Regions from separate parts of the Homo sapiens genome. Here region 1 is linked to region 2. A link is a loop called in an ENCODE intact Hi-C map of the cell type or tissue named here. Cell type or tissue: MCF 10A. All regions are shown on one strand. Links, peaks and the distances in the headings refer to the core of each region. The heading gives the core; the rest is flanking DNA. Region 1 overlaps EPB41L4B (erythrocyte membrane protein band 4.1 like 4B). Region 2 overlaps EPB41L4B (erythrocyte membrane protein band 4.1 like 4B).

Region 1 (9,304 bases), core at 565-8,564, 49 kb after region 2:
ATTTTTGTATTTTTAGTAGAGACAGGGTTTCACCATGTTGGCCAGGATGGTCTCGATCTCTTGACCTCGTGATCTGCCCACCTCGACCTCCCCAAGTGCTGGGATTACAGGTGTGAGCCACAACGCCTGGCCCCTATTGTCTAATTTTTTAATGACTAGATGGATATACAAAGCTGCTGACTTTAGGATATTTCTGCCTCTGACCACTTTGCACAACTCTTACCAGTTGGAATTCACTTGGATTTTAAGAAGAGAATCACGTGAATTTTGTTTCTTCCTTTCCAGTAGTTATTCCTAATTTTGTTTTCTTGGCTTGTTCCACTGGTAAGGTCTCCAGAATAATATTGAATATCAGCAGTTATCCTTGCCTTATTTCTGAAGTTTATACATTATCTAGTGTTTCACCATTAAATGTCAGTTTCTGATAAATTCTACTTATCAGGTTAGACAGTTCTTCCACTCTTAGCTTACTAAAAATCTTGAAAGATTAGCATGACTTATTCTCAGCAAATCTGTGCTGTTCCTAAGTCAACACTGCTTCCTTTACTAAGTGCTTACAAAAGACTCTGTTCTCAAACTTTCCTCAGTATTGCACTCCAGCTTATCAGCCTAGTTTTTGGAATTCATGTTCCAAAAAAAACTGTCCATCTACTTATCTAGCATTTTCCCAAGACTTTTTCAAAGGTATTGATGCTGACTCAGCAATGACAAGTGCAAATTTTCTCAGTGTTTTGGGAGACCATTTTTCTGAGCCTAAAGACTTGAGCTAATCAAAAAGCAGTAAAATATTTCCTGACTACTCTTTCTCTTATCTTGGACTTCAATTTTCTTCTGTTTGTTCTCTTCACTCTCTGCAGTTAGTATAGTGACTAGCTTCCTTGTTGAAAAAGAAAAAAGCACAACAAAAGTCAGGTAGCTCTGTTTCTGCCTGTTAGTCTCACATACCATCCTCAAAACTGGGTGTCATTAAATTGCTCATCTTTTTGCCCCAACTGAAGTGAGCATCTACAAAACTTTGGAGTCCTTATAAAAAGTTCTGTGCCGCTTTCTTTTTGATCATATGTTCCACCTTCCTACTCTTTAAAATACTATTACAAATTGTGGGTTCATCTGAGAGGCTCATAAAGCCTTTCTCTTTCGGATTATCTATGCTTTCTAAATTCACAGCCCATGTAAAAAATATTCAAGTCTATTTTCTATGACATTTTGAAATTGGATTTTCTAAACAGTAAAACATATATGATGTGATTATTTCACATTGCATACCTGTTTCAAAACATCTCATATACCCTATAAATACATACACCTAATATGTACCCACACAAATTAATTTTAGAAAAGAATATCAACAAGAAGAAGAAAAAGAATATGTGGAGAATTAAGCCCTGGATTTCACTCACTTCATGTTCATGATTCTGAGATGTCAGGGTTTTCTTCTTCCATGGATCTTGTTACTTACACATTTCCAATGCAGTCTTCCTTGCTGAACAGAATTTACAACAGTAATAACTGCAGGGTTTCTTCTACCTCCTAAGTAACCAAATCATCAGCCATGCAGGCCAAGAAATCAACAGATTCCCCGCCTTTAACAGAATGCCCATGTCTGGATGGTCAAGAAGTCCCCCATAGGTACTACGCCAGCTGATGCAGTAGGAAATGCAATGAACTTCCCCTATCCAAAGTCGCATACATCTCGTCTGGATTGCTCAGTGCACACGTATCAAGTGCTGCCTGAACTTGGACTTACTCCTCAGCTATTTATGTCATGTGTCTTCACTCCAAGTTGGGGTTCCTGGCGGCGGGATCAGTGTATATGTAGCCCACACAGTAGACTCACAGGTAGCACACAAGTTCTCCACACACCTTCTGGAGGAGCTGGTTGGGACAAACTGGTTCCTGTTTTACTTTAGCCTCAATGGGGACAATTCCATATTCCTAATCAGAATTAACACATTGGGGATAAGCTGACAAGGACCTCAGTAGAACTTTCCAACTGGTAAGCCTCAGAAGGGTTGCAAGTGGGCTGAACCATTTATTCTCCCAGTCCTTGGAGTAAGTGGGCAGGACATGGGGAGCCTGGAGCTTCAAGCAGCCTTGTCTGCTTGTCCCAGCATGCTATACGTCACTTTCTATGTGTGCCAAGGACAAGAAAAAGTCAGGAAGCCCTGCCACTAGTCCATACCCAGTCCATTCGCCCGGAACTGTGGCTCTCCAATTGGGACTCTCTTAGGATAATTGACTCAAGTAGTGTGTTTTTACAGCAGATGGTGTCAGCCAGAATCATACCTCCTGATTGAACACCAGTGCAGTAATCATGCTCTTTAAATATTCACAGAGCAAAAAACCCCAAAATCTAACATTTTTGAGTGCCCAGTACTTCACCATCAGTTAACTTAATCTTCCAACAACCATTTGAAGAAAGGACAATTATTATTATCTTCATTTTATACATAAGGAAAGAGGAGCAGAAAGACCAAGGAGCTTTCCTCAAGTCATGTAGCTAGTAAATGGCAGAGCTGGGATTTGAACCCAGGTAACCTGGGCTCTCTGAATTGCTAGGCAATACTGCTTTGCCATGTGTTTGGAAGGAGCAATCTAATGACAAAAAAGGAACATGCATTGGTACTTAGCTTGGCTTTGCTGCTGTTTGCCTACGTGACCTTAGGTAACTCACTTATCTGGGTGGCAGACATTGCATTTTTGGACATTAAGCATTCGTATGCCAGGAACTACAGCTCAATGATATAATTTGATCTGTGCCATGTCCGACTGAGAGATGAGAGAAAGTACAATTTACTCATTCTGGTTTCCCAGATAGCTGTCGCTTATTTCAATTTTAATTTGGTAGAGACTAAACAGACTGATACATTGTTACATGTTCTTATTGAATTCAGGGAAAGCATACTATTTGGCAACAAGTAGAGTCTATATTTGAAACACTGTACCTTTTTCATAATGGATTTTCGAAGAAAATTGTATCGACATCTTAGAAGTGTCATACATTATGAATGTTGTATCTATTAATTAGGGATGATTTCTTATAGCAACTTAGTGGTCTTATATCTAAAAAAAAGACTAGTGAGAAGGTTGACTCTACTTCATCTTTCTTTTCAGAAAAGGTCAAAATTGGCCACAAGTGGTGGCTCACGCCTGTAATCCCAACACTGGGAGGCCAATGTAGGCAGATCATCTGAGGTCAGGAGTTCGAGACCAGCCTGGCCAACAATCAGGATGAAAACTCAACACTACTAAAAATACAAAATTAGCTGGGCATAGTGGTGCACGCCTGTAGTCCCAGCTACCCAGGAGAATGAAGTGGGAGAAATGCTTGAATCTGGGAGGTGGAGGTTGCAGTGAGCCAAGATTGTGCCATTGCACTCCAGCCTGGGTGACGAGTGAAACTCCATCTCAAAAAAAAAAAAAAAAAGGTCAAAACTGCATTTTTGGGTGTAGTTTAGATTCCTTTATAGAGACTAATTGGCCCAAAACTTTTCCAATTTGTATTTCTTTCAAGAAATGTTCCAATCAACTTTGCAAGCAATTCTGATGCTAGCACAGTTGATGTATGAATCCATGCTAGATGGGGAGCTCTTGATCTGATGATGATTAGTTACCTGGAGCCAAAGATGGCATCTTCTTCAACATACCAGCACTGCACAGAAACATAGCAGAACTTTATTCAATTAATTAGTTTTAGTGCATTTAAATTTTAATTCTCCTTAGGTAATTTATCAAATATCTATTCATAAAAGTTGCACTTTTGACATGAATTCCCTACTTGTTCCTAACTACATTATGTAGTCTCTGCAAAACTGCAGATTAACATCCCACATCCTAAGGACTGACAAGAGCCTTTGGGGTTCAGTAGTTCCTGGGTCTGAGTCCTGTGTGAGGTAGGACAGGATATGTGCTTCCATCTCTGAGTCTGGAATTTTCTTTTGGCAAACAACTATCAAATGATTTCAATAAATAGGTGTAAGCAGGTCCCGACATTTTTCTGCCAGAAAGGCTGTTGTGTTGCAATGCTATTCTTGCTAGGTTTTGCAATGGCTTCCTCATTGTGTGTGTGCCTTCACAGGTGTGCATGTGTGTGCAGTCCAGAGAATTACTATTTCATGAGTTGATTTTTGCTCAGAGGCTCATGACCAAGTTTATTCAATCTTTTTCTTGCCTAAAGAAAAAAAAATACAAATATAGTTGTTTTGCCTTACAACAGTCACTTCTAATAAGCTAGACTTTCCATTCTGGGTTTCTTTTTTTTTTTGATGGAATATCGCTCTGTTGCCCAGGCTGGAGTGCAGTGGTGCAATCTCCGCTCACTGCAACCTCTGCCTCCCAGGTTCAAATGATTCTCCTGCCTCAGACCCCCGAGTAGCTGGGATTACAGATGTGTGCCACCACACCTGGCTAATTTTTGTATTTTTAGTAGAGACGGAGTTTCACTATGCTGGCCAGGCTGGTCTCAAACTCCTGGCCTCAAATGATCTGCCCACCTTGGCCTCCCAAAGTTTTGGTATTACAAGCATGAGCCACTGTGCCCGGTCACTTCTGGGTTTCTTACAGATTTTTTTTTTTGGTGCGTCTCATTTCTGTGTTCCTGTGCCTTTATTCTGTTTTTTCAGGTGGCAACAGCATTAACAGACTTTCCCCTAACCACTTGTTTAAATACATCCTCAAACAGTGTTATATGAGAGACCCCAAAGGGACAGTAAGACAAAAATAATCATTGTCACGAAAGCTCAGCTGTGAGTGTAAAATAATGTCCACAAAGCAGATTCTTTGTCATCCTGTGCACTCTGACAGAGCTACGGCAGACTCAGGCATGAGCTGGGAAGTGTTATTTTTCCACTCCCCAGACGCCATCCGGCTCACTGAATGAATGAAATTAAAACATTATTCATCCCGGAATGTAGTTCAGGTTAGATGAATAAGATGCATAATCTGTTAAGAGTAGGTTTTAGACATTCTAATTGCACAAGACACCAATGTGAGTCAGAGTTGGAGCTGAACACTGGGTACGTGTTTCTAGGGTGATACAGATGAGGATTAATTTATTTTGGTATTCATTAGTGCTTAAAAATTTCCGCAAATGATCCTCTCTCTGTTCCCCAATTCTTGCAGGTTTTTCAGAAGCTTCTATTATGAACATCCTTAGTTGGCCTCCGAAGCTGTAACACTGATATGAATTTTAAGGGCTTAATGGTTTAATTGCCTTTAATACAGACAGTGTCCATTATTCAGCCAGGGAATGAAGCTGGTTGAGCATTAGCATAGCAACACCTCTTGCTTTTGAGGTCTCAGTGCAGAATGTGGATGTTTAAACCATTCACCATTCAGTAGGGGACGATTAGGAGGTTTCTGTGGGTTTCTTATAACATGAGCCTACAGGGATGTTCCTCTAATTATTCTAATCCTTTTTTAGTGGATGGCCTAGACTACAGCAGTTTTAATATTTTAAATTCTGCAGCCTTTCATCCAATAAAACCACAGGTGACTCTTGGGATGTGGCTGTAATTTCAGTTCCAATATATTGAAACTTTAATTGTAACTAGAAGTACATCCATCCTTCCTTGGTCAATGCACCAGGGAAATTCATGATGTCTGGGTGGGTATCTAAGAAGCCTGAGTGGAAAGTTATCAATACCCTCCCAAACAGGAAAGGAAACACAGATATTCAAAATCAATTCCTTTCCCTTTGCTATCTTTATGTTGCCCACATTCCCTTTTTCAGTTCTGCAGGGCAGTATCATGCTGACTGTTACCTGAATTTCTGGGAACCTACTTTTTTTTTTTTTTTTTTTGAGATGGAGTCTCGCTCTGTCACCCAGGCTGGAGTGCAGTGGTGTGATTTTGGCTCACTGCAGCCTCCGCCTCCCGGGTTCAAGCGATTCTCCTGTCTCAGACTCCTGAGTAGCTGGGGTTACAGGCATGCGCCACCAGGTCCAGCTAATTGTTTGTATTTTTAGCAGAGATGGGGTTTTGCCATGCTGGCTAGGCTAGTCTTGAACTCCTGACCTCAGGCGATCCACCAACCTCGGCCTCCCAAAGTGCTACGATTACAGGCATGAGCCACCACGCTTAGCCTGGAAACCTACTTTTAAAAAAATGTCTGGTAAATATCAACTCATTCAAGCCTTCCCTTTCCTCACTATTATAAATGCTAAGATGACATGGTTAATTGTACTTCATCAGCCTGATCTTTATTAAGGAGCATGACTCAAGAATAGGGGTTTCAGATGGTTCACAGAAAACATATAACAAACCGTCTTTAGAAAGATTAAAAGGTGCATAGCCTTGTTCACAGAGAATGTAATTAAAACAGAAATTCTGGATTTTACCCATCAGACTAAGTTAAAAAAAAAAAAAAGCTAGCAAAGGCTATGATTTGCTTCCTGTGAGGTCACAAAGGCATTGTCATAATTGCTGGGGGTGTCTGTGAGCTGGGGGGAGTATAAACAGGTGGAATATATTTGGAGAGAAATTTCATTAGACAATATCCAACTTAAATATGCACATACCTTTTAACCTGGATGCTACTTCGAGGGAATTTATTCTACAGATAGATTTGTTCAAGTGCACAAACACAAGGTACAAGAATGGCAGCACCACTGTAACTTGAGGGAGTTGATGCAGCTTAAATGTCCATCAATATTGATTGGTTAAATATATGCTCATTTATACATGGAGTAGCTCTAGATTGACAAGGAAAAATGCTAACAATGTTTGCTTCCAAGGAAAACTGGGGAATAAGAAGGTGGAAAGGAAAAGTAACTTTTGGCTATTTGTATTTGAATTTTTACTATTGTTTGTATTATCTATCTTAAAAAAGGCAACAGGCCAGGTGCAGTAGCTCTCCCCTGTAAACCCAGTATTTGGGGAGGCCAAGGCAAGAGGATCGCTTGAGCCCAGGAGTTCACACCAGCCTGTGCAACATGGCAAGACCCCATCTCTACAAAAATTTTTTAAAAATTTAGCAAAGCATGGTGGTGCATGCCAGCTACTCAGGAGGCTGAAGTGAGAGGATCACTTGAGCCCCGGAGGTGGAGGCTGCAGTGGGCCATGATTGCACCACTGCACTCCAGCCTGGGTGACAGAGACAGACCGTGTCTCAAAAACAAACAAACAAAAACAACAACAAAATGGCAACAAAGCACAGTGGTTCCCTTTTGTTACTAACTTTCCACTCAGTCTCCTGATAGTTAAAATCTTCCTCCAATTCGTCTAAGATGAAATCCCAAATTAGACAAGGTGGGAATGGAGCAGACGCTCTGTTTCAATTCTCCAAGCCTCTGAGTCCCAATCGTAGCAGCAGAATGGACTCTCAGCCATCTCACCAATTCTTTACTCTATGCCAATTCTGCCATGTGCAGATGGGAAAGCATTGTCCACATTCTGCCTGGACAGTTATTTCCTAGTATTCTCGGACAGAAATATCATTTCTATTTCTTTTTTCTTTCCTCAAAAGATCCCCATGGTGTTTCTGCTCTGAGTTTGTTAGTTTCAAAGAGACATGTCTTTATATATGTGTTAATGCTCTTACATCTGATCTGTCCTTTGGAACCAAACACCCCTTTCCCTTTGTAAACTTAGAATATACATCTCAAACCATCAATCTATTAGAAATACCATTTCTTCAGCTAGACTTTTTTTTTTTTTTTTTTTTTTTTAGATAGAGTCTCACACTGTCACCCAGGCTGGAGTGCAATGGCGTGATCTTGGCTCACTGCAACCTCTGCCTCCCTGGTTCAAGCCATTCTTCTGCCTCAGTCTCCCAAGTAGCTGGGACTACACAGGCACACACCACCACGCCCGGCTAGTTTTTGCATTTTTAGTGGAGACAGGGTTTCACCATGTTGGCCAGGCTGGTCACGAACTCCTGACCTTGAATGATCCACCTGCCTTGGCCTCCCAAAATGCTGGGATTACAGGTATGATTCACCACGCCCGGCCTTGAGCTATTTTGAATCTCTTTGGCCTGTTTCTGTCCACATGGACAGCTACGACCTTACGAACCACTAAAAATTCTTACCATCTAGCATCAAACACTGCGCAAAACATCTTTTGTATATAATGTCATTTATTGATAATTCTCTTATCAGTGAGATACTGGTAAATTCCATCTGGGGATGAGGAAAATGAGGTGTCCAGAAGAAATTGGCCAAAGGTCCCATGGCTAGTAAGTGGCAAAGCTGGGATTCAAATCGTGTGAGATTCCAAAGCTTCCACACTTCACCTAATCAGAGAACTATGGGGCTCTTGTCCCTTGACAAAACCAGACCACCACACTGTGGACCCTTTAATCCTTCTCTCATCTGGCTGGCAATGTCTTGCCATTTTACTTCTGCAAACTTCCATCTGTTTCCCAATCATGGGCTCCAGTCTTAGCCCAGGTGCTTAGACTGGTGTATACACACGCCCAGTCCTTCTCCAACAGCTGGAATTCCCTAGTCCCTTGCTTCTGAAGTGGGAAGGGAGGGCAGAACACACACTTGGTTTGATAGATTGCAGGGGGCCAGTTAATGATGAAATTAAAGCCATATAAAGAACCACTAGAATGCTCGCATTTTTCTGCTTCACCTTGGGCCTAAGGAAGTGCATAGCTTTGCTGAGCAGACAGATCTAGTTACTTATTATGATGTGTCCATCCATTGACTTAACATTATGCCTATTTAAAAAAAAAAAAAAGAGTTGACCTCTACTGAGAGTTAAAATTGAGGCATTAAAATAACGATGAACACAAGCAGATAAGTAGCTTTGCTTTCCAAAAGTGAAAAGCAAACCTGGACTGCCCACCTCAGGCTGTCCTGGGCTGCTAAAATGCAGGATCTTGGGTCTTACCACTGACCATTTAGAATGCCACAATCCACATTTTTAGTAAGTTGTCCAAGCCATTCTTTAGCTCCCTAATTTTGGCAGAAGTGGGCCTATTTGCAGAACTATTGAGGATTTCTTTTGCTAAGGCTTAGCTGAATGTCCATTTTACATGTTTGTCTTTTTGATATCCCCAGGGTTTCTTACAATGTGCCATTTCTCATGTGCAAGGGACCTTTAACAGTGACTTGCTTTTTCTCTCCGCCCCCTTATGCTTCGCCTCTGCATCTGTCCACCGCCTCCTGTAGCAAGAGAGTGGAAGCAAATCATCCTAGACCAATGTAGGGTATTTTCCTGGTACGTTTGGAAGACTTGGTCAGCCAGGGAATTGATTTACAACTCTTAAGTTTGGGAAATACTGATCCGAAGGGATCAATATGGCTGTTCAGGGAGTTCTTTAATGAGCTCAGATTTTAAAGGACTAGTTAAAAGC
Region 2 (9,304 bases), core at 595-8,594:
CTGATCATCAAATGAGCAGTATCTTCTTTTTTTTTTTTTTGAGTTGGAGTTTTGCTCTGTTGCCCAGGCTGGAGGCCACAATCTTAGCTCACTGCAACCTCTGCCTCCCAGGTTCAAGTGATTCTCCTGCCTCAGCCTCCTGAGTAGCTGGGGTTACAGGTGCCTGCCACCGCACTCAGCTAATTTTTGTATTAGTAAGTGTAAGTGTTAAGAACAGTATTCAGAACAAGGGCTAGCTGACACCATAACTGGGGTTTTTTTTAGTAGAGATGGGGTTTCACCATGTTGGCCAGGCTGGTCTCGAACTCCTGATCTCAGGTAATCCACCTACCTTGGCTTCCCAAAGTGCTGGGATTACAGGCATGAGCTACTGCACCCAGCCTTTGATGCCATTTTTTATTCTTTCTGAAAAAAGAGGAAAATTTGCACTGATGGTGCAAAGGTGATAGTAAGTAAATGGGGCAGGGCCTTGGCATGAATTGAGGTAGTGGCACCAAACTGTACTAGTAGTCATTGTGTTCTTGATTGCCATATACTTCAAGTAAAAAAAAAAAAAAAAAGCCAGTTTCACTAAAGAATGACCTTGAAGAAGCAGTAAAAATTACATTATTAAATCTCAACCCTAAGTATCTGTTTTTTAATATTTGTTGAATGAGGAAATGAATGAGTGAATGAATGAACAAGCTTCCACTGGAACAAAGCAGGTAACAGAAGGACAGAGCCAGATTAGAAAGAAGCATGTAGAGCAGAAATCTGGCCAGAGCCAGGCAGGGCTCCCCACCCTAGATGGACCAACATACTCGGCTGAGTATGAGCAGAGACCCAGTTAATACACCTGAATACAAAGTAGAAACTGGTTTTGGGATCAAGCAAGAGCCCAGCTGTTGAAACCCAGCTCCATCAATGCTAGATCGACTGCCAGACCAACTTTGTGCAGAGCTTCCCAGCGCTGCTAAACAACCCCTGTCACTGTCGCCAGGATAGGTCTGGAGGCCTGTGGAGAGGCCAAACCTGCAGAAAGTTCAAGTGTCATGATCTTGGCAGGAAGGAGATGAGAACACTACACACAGGGGTGAGAAAATTGAGAAGCTGAAGCCCATGAGCTTGGCTTCTGTTACCATCTACCTGTCACTGCCTCCCTAGTCATTGTTTCCAGTCTAGTCCACTCTCTTGAGTTACAGACTTGGATTTCCAACTGCCCATTCATTGTGTCCACCTGGATGTTTCAAAGGCATTTCTAATCCATCATGGCCAAAGGCAAACTCATCTCTCCCAACCAAGTCTTTTTCCAAGTTTCTTTATCTCAGTGAATGGACCCACTGTCCATCCACATTCTGCAAATCAGAAATATGGGAACCATTTCTGACCCTCTCTCTGCCTCATCTAATCCTGAATCTTACCAGCCTCCTAAATATCTTCCCTATCTGTGCACTTCTGTCCACCTCCACCAGCAAAACCACTGTGGGTCAAGCTTTCTGCTCTCTCTCCCTTAAGCCACTGTCCTGCGTTTCCAGGCTACTGTCCTGAATCCACTCTGCCTGGATGCCACTGTCCTCCCACTGTGATCACAGGGATCCCTTCCAAGTGCATCTGCCCTGTCACTGCCCTGCTCAAAGTCCCTCAAAGATTTCCTGTTGCTCGTAGGATGGAGATCAGAATCCCTACTGTGGCCTACAAGGCCAACATGGTTGTGCCCCTCCAGTTTTATCACCACCTACATCCCCTTCCTCCTCTCTCACCCAGCCCTGCTTGCTTTCCGCATCCCAGTCCCACTGGCCTGTTTTTCAGTCCCTTGAATGTGTGATGACCCCGCCCGCCCTGGGGGTCTGGCTCATGCTGTTCCCTCTGCTGCTCCAGCTGTCTTCGAGCCACTCTTGCTCAGTTCTTAAAAGTCCCAGCATGGTTTCTGCCATTGGCTTCCTGCTCCATCTTGGCCCCCAGCTTTCGGGAAGGGCTTCCCTGAGTGTCTCACAGCACTGCCAAGGCTGGGCAGAAGGCCAGAGTGCCCCACTATGGCCAACCAAGGGAGGTGGAGCCGGAGCTTCCAGCTGGGGAGCTGTGTCCAGCAAGACTGCAGGGAGCCAGGACGAGTGTCAGGGAAAGAGCATCTAACATTCTGGCAGAGCCCCATGTCTCTGCCCTCTCATTCTTAAAAGGCAGATGCTGGAAGCAGCTCATGACCCTAGAAATGGACTGTTCTAGGAACCTGTTTTTCCCTCCGCCTGCCCTGCTGGACACCTTCCCACCTCTGCTCATCCTCTGAAACTTGAATCAGCCACTGCTCTCTCCCTCCCTGTGTGGCTGAAGCCATGTTGGGTAGTGGCCATCATCCATCTCGTAAGACTGCACTTAGAGCTACCTTTAGCCACCCACAGCCCACCTCACAGATCCTCCAGATGGCACAAAAACCCTTCGGAAGGAGCTTCAGGGATCATAGAAATTGCAAGCTCTGGTTCCCGGGAGGAGGACAGAGTGAGAGGAAGGAGGTGTGGACCCCAGATTCCTCACTTCTGCTCCATCTAATTGCTCATTATACAGTGAGCTTCTGCAGAAGCTTTCATTTAAAGAATGAGTTGAGCCCTGAAAAGAAGCATGAACATTATCAAACTCTCTCTTTGTAGATGAGGAAACTACAGGATTTAAACATTTGGCAGAATTTTTTAAAAAATCAAGACAGGGTCTCACTCTGTTGCCCAGGCTGGAATCCAGTGGTGCAGTCATAGATCACTGCAGCGTCAGCCTCCTGGGCTCCAGAGATCCTCCCGCCTCAGCCTCCTGGGTAACTGGGACTACAGGCAGCTAATTTATTATTATTATTATTTTGTAGGGACAGGGTCTCTCTATGTTGCCCAGGTTGATCTCGAACTTCTGGTCTCAAGCGATCCTCCCACCTCAGCCTCCTAAAGTGCTGGGATTACAGGCATGAGCCACTGTGCCTAGCCTTGGCAGAATAAATAAGCTGCCCAGTGACACCCAGAGAGGTGGTGACAAGAAGTCTGTTGTCAGGGTGACTGGTTCTTGTTCATCACAGCACCCTGCCTCTCCAGCCTTGAGAAACAACAATCATAACTGACAGGTGTGGGATGTTTTGTGGTTGGTAAAACACTTTCAAATTCTTGGTCCCTTTTGATCCTTGCCCCAACAGGATATGAGGAGGATATTCTTACTACTACTTTCACCTTAAGTAAGAAGAGGGGGCAGGCATGGTGGCTCATGCCTGTAATCTCAGCACATTGGGAGGCCAAGGTATGAGGATCACTTGAGCCCAGGAGTTCGAGACCAGCCTAGGCAACATAGTGAGACCTCATCTCTAAAAGCAAAAAAGAAAAAGCTGCTGGTGGTCAGGGTAGTAAAGTGACCTACCTAAGACCACACCATTATCAAGATCCAACCCAAAAGAATTGAAAACAGGTGTTCAAACAGATACATGTACACACATATGCATAGCAGCACTATTCACAATAGCCAAAAGGTGAAAACAATCCCAAAACCCCCAATAAATGAGTGGATAAACAAATTGCAGTATATAGATACAATGGAATAATATTCCATCATAAAAAGAAATGAGGCTGGGCATGGTGGCTCACGCCTGTAATCCCAACACTTTGGGAGGCTGAGGCAGGTGGATCACCTGAGGTCAGGAGTTGGAGACCAGCCTGGCGAACGTAATGAAACCCCACCTCTACTAAAAATACAAAAATTAGCCAGGCGTGGTGGCAAGCAGCTGTAATCCTAGCTACTCAGGAGGCCGACGCAGGAGAAACACTTGAACCTGGGAGGTGGAGGTTGAAGTGAGCCGAGATCGTGCCACTGCACTCCAGCCTTGGCAGTAGAACAGATCTCAATCCGTCTCAAAAACAAACAAACAAACAAAAAAAGAAATGAAGTATTGATACATGCGTGGATGAACCTCAAATACATTATGCTAAGTGAAAGAGGCCAGTCACAAAAGGTCACATATGATACAATTGATTTATATGAGATATCCAGACTAGGTAAATCCACAGACACAGAATGCAGACTGGTGGTTGCCAGCAGGTAGGAACAAAGGGAAAATGAGGAGGAACTGCTTAATGGGTGTGAGGTTTTTGGAGGACGCAATAAAAATGTATTGGAACTGATAGAAGTGGTCACTGCACAACACTGTGAATGTACTGTCACTGAATTGTCACTTTAAAATGGTTAATTTTATGTCAATGTCACATCAATAAAATAGAGGCAGACTGCAAATCCAAGTTTCTTCCCAACCTCACAGAGTTCAACGGTGATCAAAAGAAGCGGTTGACCTTGCTGTCTGGCATCCCGCAGAAAAGCACACCGCATGGGAACAAGGGTTTAAAATGCACATCTGTTTTCTGGATCTACTTACAGTAAACTGTGGCCCTGTGGTGAAAGTATCAGGAAACGGGTTCATTGTATCAACCGGGAATGTTTTTATCTTCAAAAGAGAGAAAGACAAGGGGGTTACCTTCAGATTAGAAAACAAAGTTTTGCAATCTTTGGCAGCGCACCTTTAAAATGGAACCAAAGGATTCAGGGGTGCCCCCGCAGAGCCTTCATCACTCGTGTAAGGGCACATACAAAGGGTCCCTCAGGAGTGTGAGCTGGTGGTTGTATCTGTGCCTGGAGTTGGACTGCAGGACGGGCCTCAGCAGGGATGACAGCCTGGAGTCTCGTGTTCCTAGAGCGCCCCCACACTTGCCTCCCCCTGGAGCTGCCTTCAGCGGGATCTGCTTGGCTTTCCAGGCCTGACTCATAAAAAGCCACAATCAAGGTGGATAATGAGGGAGTCAGAGTTGCCTGAGGTGGCTTCTGATGACTTCTCCATAGCTGTGGGAATGGCCTAGAGGCTGCTGAGAGGTCACATCCTGGGACACGGTCTCTTACAGCAGGCAGGGTACAAGGCGGCTGGGCTAATTAAGCTAGAAAGTATTCCCTGTCTAATCACTTCAGTTACTGGACTCCCTGTACGCTTTGGCCAGTAGAGGGAGACCTCAGGGAAACCCGTGGAAGCATGGGAGAATCCTGCCCCCACGGCCTTTGGGAACAGATGGCTTGATGCACAAAGATGCCCAGTGCTGGGAGTACCTGTAGTACTGAGCTAGTCTGAAAAAGGCCAGACGAACAGCTGATCAGGTAGTGGTGGTGAAAAAGACTCTTGACTTCCATGTCTTTCTCTTTGGTCATTTTGTCTTTGGCCTCCTGGAGAACTTGGGAAATGGAAGGGCTTATTTTTTCAAGCTGGCCTAGGGTACGTCATCAGGCCCAGGAACCAGATGACTCTGACACCAGCTTTGTGCACATTCCTGGGGGACAGAAACTGTCTGCACACCTGCTGGTGAATGCATACCATACCACCCGCCAGCAGAGGGCTGCAGGCAAGACACCAAGGCCACCACTGCCCAGGGGCAGCAGGCTTTGTGTGTCTCGAGGTCTTGCCTGTGGACACTGGGATAGCTACTCAATGCTCTTCAGTGGCTCCAATGGGAGGGTGAGGCAGGGATGAGTAAGAACACATTAGCTCAGACCCAAATCAGCCAAGCTTTCCCAAATGGGTAAAGCAAGTCTCCCCCATGTGGGGATGACAATATCCTTGCCACGTGTACTGAGATGTCCAGCCCAAGCCTGCTCCCCTTCCCCCAAATTTCTTTGGTCTCTTTACACATCTCAAAATTGCCAGAATAGGCCTGAAATTGCCTTTTTGACTCAGGTGAGAGAAGGACCCTTGGGGTGAAGTCTTGGGGTACATTCTCCTCTTGTTGCCTATTGAGTCAGCATGGTGCTCTGAGACCAATATCCTAGCAGAAAGTAACAGACAGATAAGACTCTCAGATCATCATGAAGCAGAAAGGGAAAGTGGTTTATTTATTTATTTTTTGAGACGGAGTCTCACTCTGTCACCCAGGCTGGAGTGCAGTGGCGCAATCTCAGCTCACTGCAACCTCCGCCCCCCAGGTTCAAATGATTCTCTTGCCTCAGCCTTCTGAGTAGCTGGGATTACAGGCACGTGCCACGATGCCCAGCTAACTTTTGTATTTTTAATAGAGTTGGGGTTTTACATGTTGGCCAGGCTGGACTCAAACTCCTGACCTCAGGTGATCTGCCTGCCTCAGCCTCCCAAAGTGCTGGGATTACAGGCGTGAGCCACTGTGCCCTGCCAGAAAGTGGTTTATTATTGCTATGAAAGAAAGGTGAAAGTTAGCAATCTCAAAGAATTATTTTATACCTGCTGTAAATTAGAAAAATAGATTTCAACAATTACACTCTGTGTTGCTAAGGCTGTGGAGAAAAGCAAAGTCACTCTCTTCTGATGGCACTATCTGTTAGCACAACCACTTTAGAAAGGGGGCAAAAGCCAAAGTCACCATGTTTAATCCAGCAGGGTATAGCCTAAGAAAATAAAATTCCTGATGCAAAAAGCTATATGTGTTCTCCCAAATAATGACAAACTGCGAACAAAGCGCACATCCTGTAGTAAAGAATGTGTTAGATAAATGGTAGACCATTCACTTGATGAAATACAAATAGTCATATAATGTGGTAACAAGAACAAGCTAGAAACAACATAGCAGCATTAAGTGAAAAGAGGAAAACAGGAGAGAATATGGTTACTATGATTTAACTATGTAAAATTATGAATGATATGAATAAATAGAAGGAAATATGTAAAAATGACAAAAAATCATGCTAAATTGGGATGACAGGTAATTTTGTTCACATTGTCAGGTAGCACTCCTATTACATCATTAGCTTGATAAATAGCAGAAGAAGACAAGTTTAAAGAAGTTTTATTTTCAATAGAAATGCAACATAAGAGTCCGTCTGGTGAGTACCAAAGCATATATTTCTCTCTGGGGAAAGCATCTATGCTCATCAAAATTCTAGGAAAACAAACTCTTCTTGATTCTTGAGACCTAGAGGCGAAGTGGGCTCCATAGCTGCATGTTCCAAACTGACCAGGGCCAGCTGGACTCCAAATCCTCCATCCATCTGGAGTGAGGGCACCTGTCGATGGGCTCTGCCCGAGATCTGGGGCTTCTGCACGCCCACCCAGGCTTCCACCTCGCCTGGTGGCTCCTGCCCACCTCACCTCTCCTGGCCAGGCCCCTCTCCCTGCCAGGGTACCTACCAGCCTCGTTTTGATTGGAGGGTACATGCAAACTCCAGTGGTCTCTTCCTTCATGGGGAGAGAGAGTGGAGGAGAACAGCGAGAGTGGGCACAGTGGGGGTTGCTGGCGGGCTCTGCCTGCTCACGAGGAGAGGAGAGAAGGGGAGGAGGAGGTGGCAAGAGAAGGGGAGGAGGAAGAGGAGGTAGGGGAAGGGAAAGGAGAGAAAGACAGCACAGTGCAAGACAGATCTGGCAACTCCAGACTGTTCTCAAGCCAGCCTCACCCACAGCCTACTTCCAGGCTCTGGCCAACTGGCTTCTGGTCCCACCCCCCACCCTCTCTCTCAGCCTTCTTTTCTCCTTTCTGTCTTTCATCTGTTGTCTCCATCATCTGAGCAGATGACATACCAAGACCCCATTCCCAGGCCTGGTAGGTAGAGGCTATCTCCTGTGCCAACTGCACAGGACAGGTAGTGGCTTCTTGGCACGCGGTTGAGGGTTCTGAAGCATTGCCCAGGCCAAGCCAGAAAGATAGCCAGGATGACTTAGTGATGTGAGCCATGGAGGAAGTGAGGAGTGGCCACACACTTGAAGCATTTGCCTTCCATGCTCAGTGCCCTCCTGCACTCTGCTGAACAAGGGCACACACTGTGGTATGTCAGTGAGTGGATATCAACAGAGGGCACCAGGAAAGAAATATATCATGGGGAGAAACATATCGTTTCATTTCCCTTTTTTTTTTTTGAGACTCGCTCTGTCACCCAGGTTGGAGTGCAGTGTCATGATCTCAGCTCACTGCAACCTTTGCCTCTCAGGTTCAAGTGATTCTCCTGCCTCAGCCCCCAAAGTAGCTGGGACTACAGGTATGCACCACCATGCCCAGCTAATTTTGTAATTTTAATGGAGACAGGGTTTCACCATGTTGGCCAGGCTGGTCTCAAACTCCTGACCTCAAGTGATCCACCCGCCTCGGCCTCCCAAAGTGTTGGGATTACAAGTGTGAGCTACCATGCCATATTTTTTAAGAGACAGGGTCTTGCTCTGTCACCCAGGCTGGAGTGCAGTCGTGTGATCACAGCTCATGGCAGCCTTAAAATCCTGGGCTCAAGCAATCCTCCTGCCTCAGCCTCCTGAGTAGCTGGGACTACAGATATGTGCCACCATGCCTGGCTAATATTTTAATTTTTCTTTTTTATAGAGGCGAGGTCCCACTATGTTGCCCAGGCTGGTCTTGAACTCCCAGCCTCAAGAGATTCCCCACCTCCTCGGCCTCCCAAAGTACTGGGATTACAGGCATGATCCATTGTGCCCAGCTGTAACATATAGTTGAGGATTTCATATGTCTTGGCTCTTTGTTATCTGTGTTCAGAAAACAAACTGACCCTGACCCATGACGAGATGCATGGGCCCAGCCGTGGCATCTCGTTTGACACTGGGACACCCTGCTACTTAGCTGGAAAATACCAAACATTGTGAAAAAAGTGCCACATCCTTTGGGATACGCAGGGTTCTCCACCTTATCCTTGAATAGCACCATGCGCCCAGCAGAGGTCCAACAGCTTGTACTGGTGAGGATGAGGTTGGAGGACAGAGGATGCTTGATGTTAGGAGAGGGAACCACGGACAGGGTTATTTTGGGTTTCAGGGAGGGACCATTTGCTCCAGAGAACAAATATACACGTCTTTTATCTCAAGAGAGTTTCCTTAAATAGTTGATATCATCCTGCTGTGAAGAATAAAACACAGCCCCTGGGTAAGTTTCATAGAAAAATGATCAAGAAAATTGCCAGCCTCTTTTCCGTCTCCAAAGTGATCTATCTCTGTCCTCTTTACAATTGTGCAGTCCTGGACAATTTCCAAAGGGCTTTTTACAACTATTATCTCACAATGGTCTTCACGATGGCCTGTTTTACTATTCAAATTTGGGAGATGTAGAAATTGCATTTGCAAAGTCTTAGTCCATGGTTCATTTTGTTGACTGTTTCTAAATCTAGTTTTTAGTCAAGTGAATCCATCTGAGTCACCTGCAGTTAACTTTTACCAGACTACTTAAAACCCTCCTGCTGCTCTCTATGGACCTCAGGGTATATCCTGCAGAAATATGTCTCCCTGCTACCCTCAGGAACAGTTCCCACTACTGCCCCAGGGCATCCATACTCCAACCAGAAACAACTACAACAGGGGACCCAGGCCACT

What was found. Peaks named below come from ENCODE experiments on the same cell type or tissue, not always from the same donor. Only the 100,000 strongest peaks of a DNase experiment are listed, where the experiment ranks them.
Region 1: a loop joins it to region 2, with 2.5 times the contacts of the local background. A loop is called at or near these places in 3 of 110 quality-filtered maps.

Annotation. Positions count from the first base shown.
Region 1 is chr9:109,227,748-109,237,051 of GRCh38, forward strand. All of the region lies in intron 15 of EPB41L4B (erythrocyte membrane protein band 4.1 like 4B), which reads right to left. Among named protein-coding and RNA genes, the nearest start is that of FRRS1L, 65 kb to the left of the region's middle. In MCF 10A, for the core only: no CTCF peak of the experiment used is centred there; DNase peaks (open chromatin) are centred at 4,034 and 4,954.
Region 2 is chr9:109,178,360-109,187,663 of GRCh38, forward strand. EPB41L4B (erythrocyte membrane protein band 4.1 like 4B) reads right to left here. Exons shown (of 26, transcript NM_019114.5): 23 at 7,130-7,246; 24 at 4,370-4,438. Among named protein-coding and RNA genes, the nearest start is that of FRRS1L, 16 kb to the left of the region's middle. RefSeq lists a silencer at 1,870-2,164 and an enhancer at 7,158-7,657. In MCF 10A, for the core only: a CTCF peak has its summit at 5,391 (motif pointing right); a DNase peak (open chromatin) is centred at 5,002.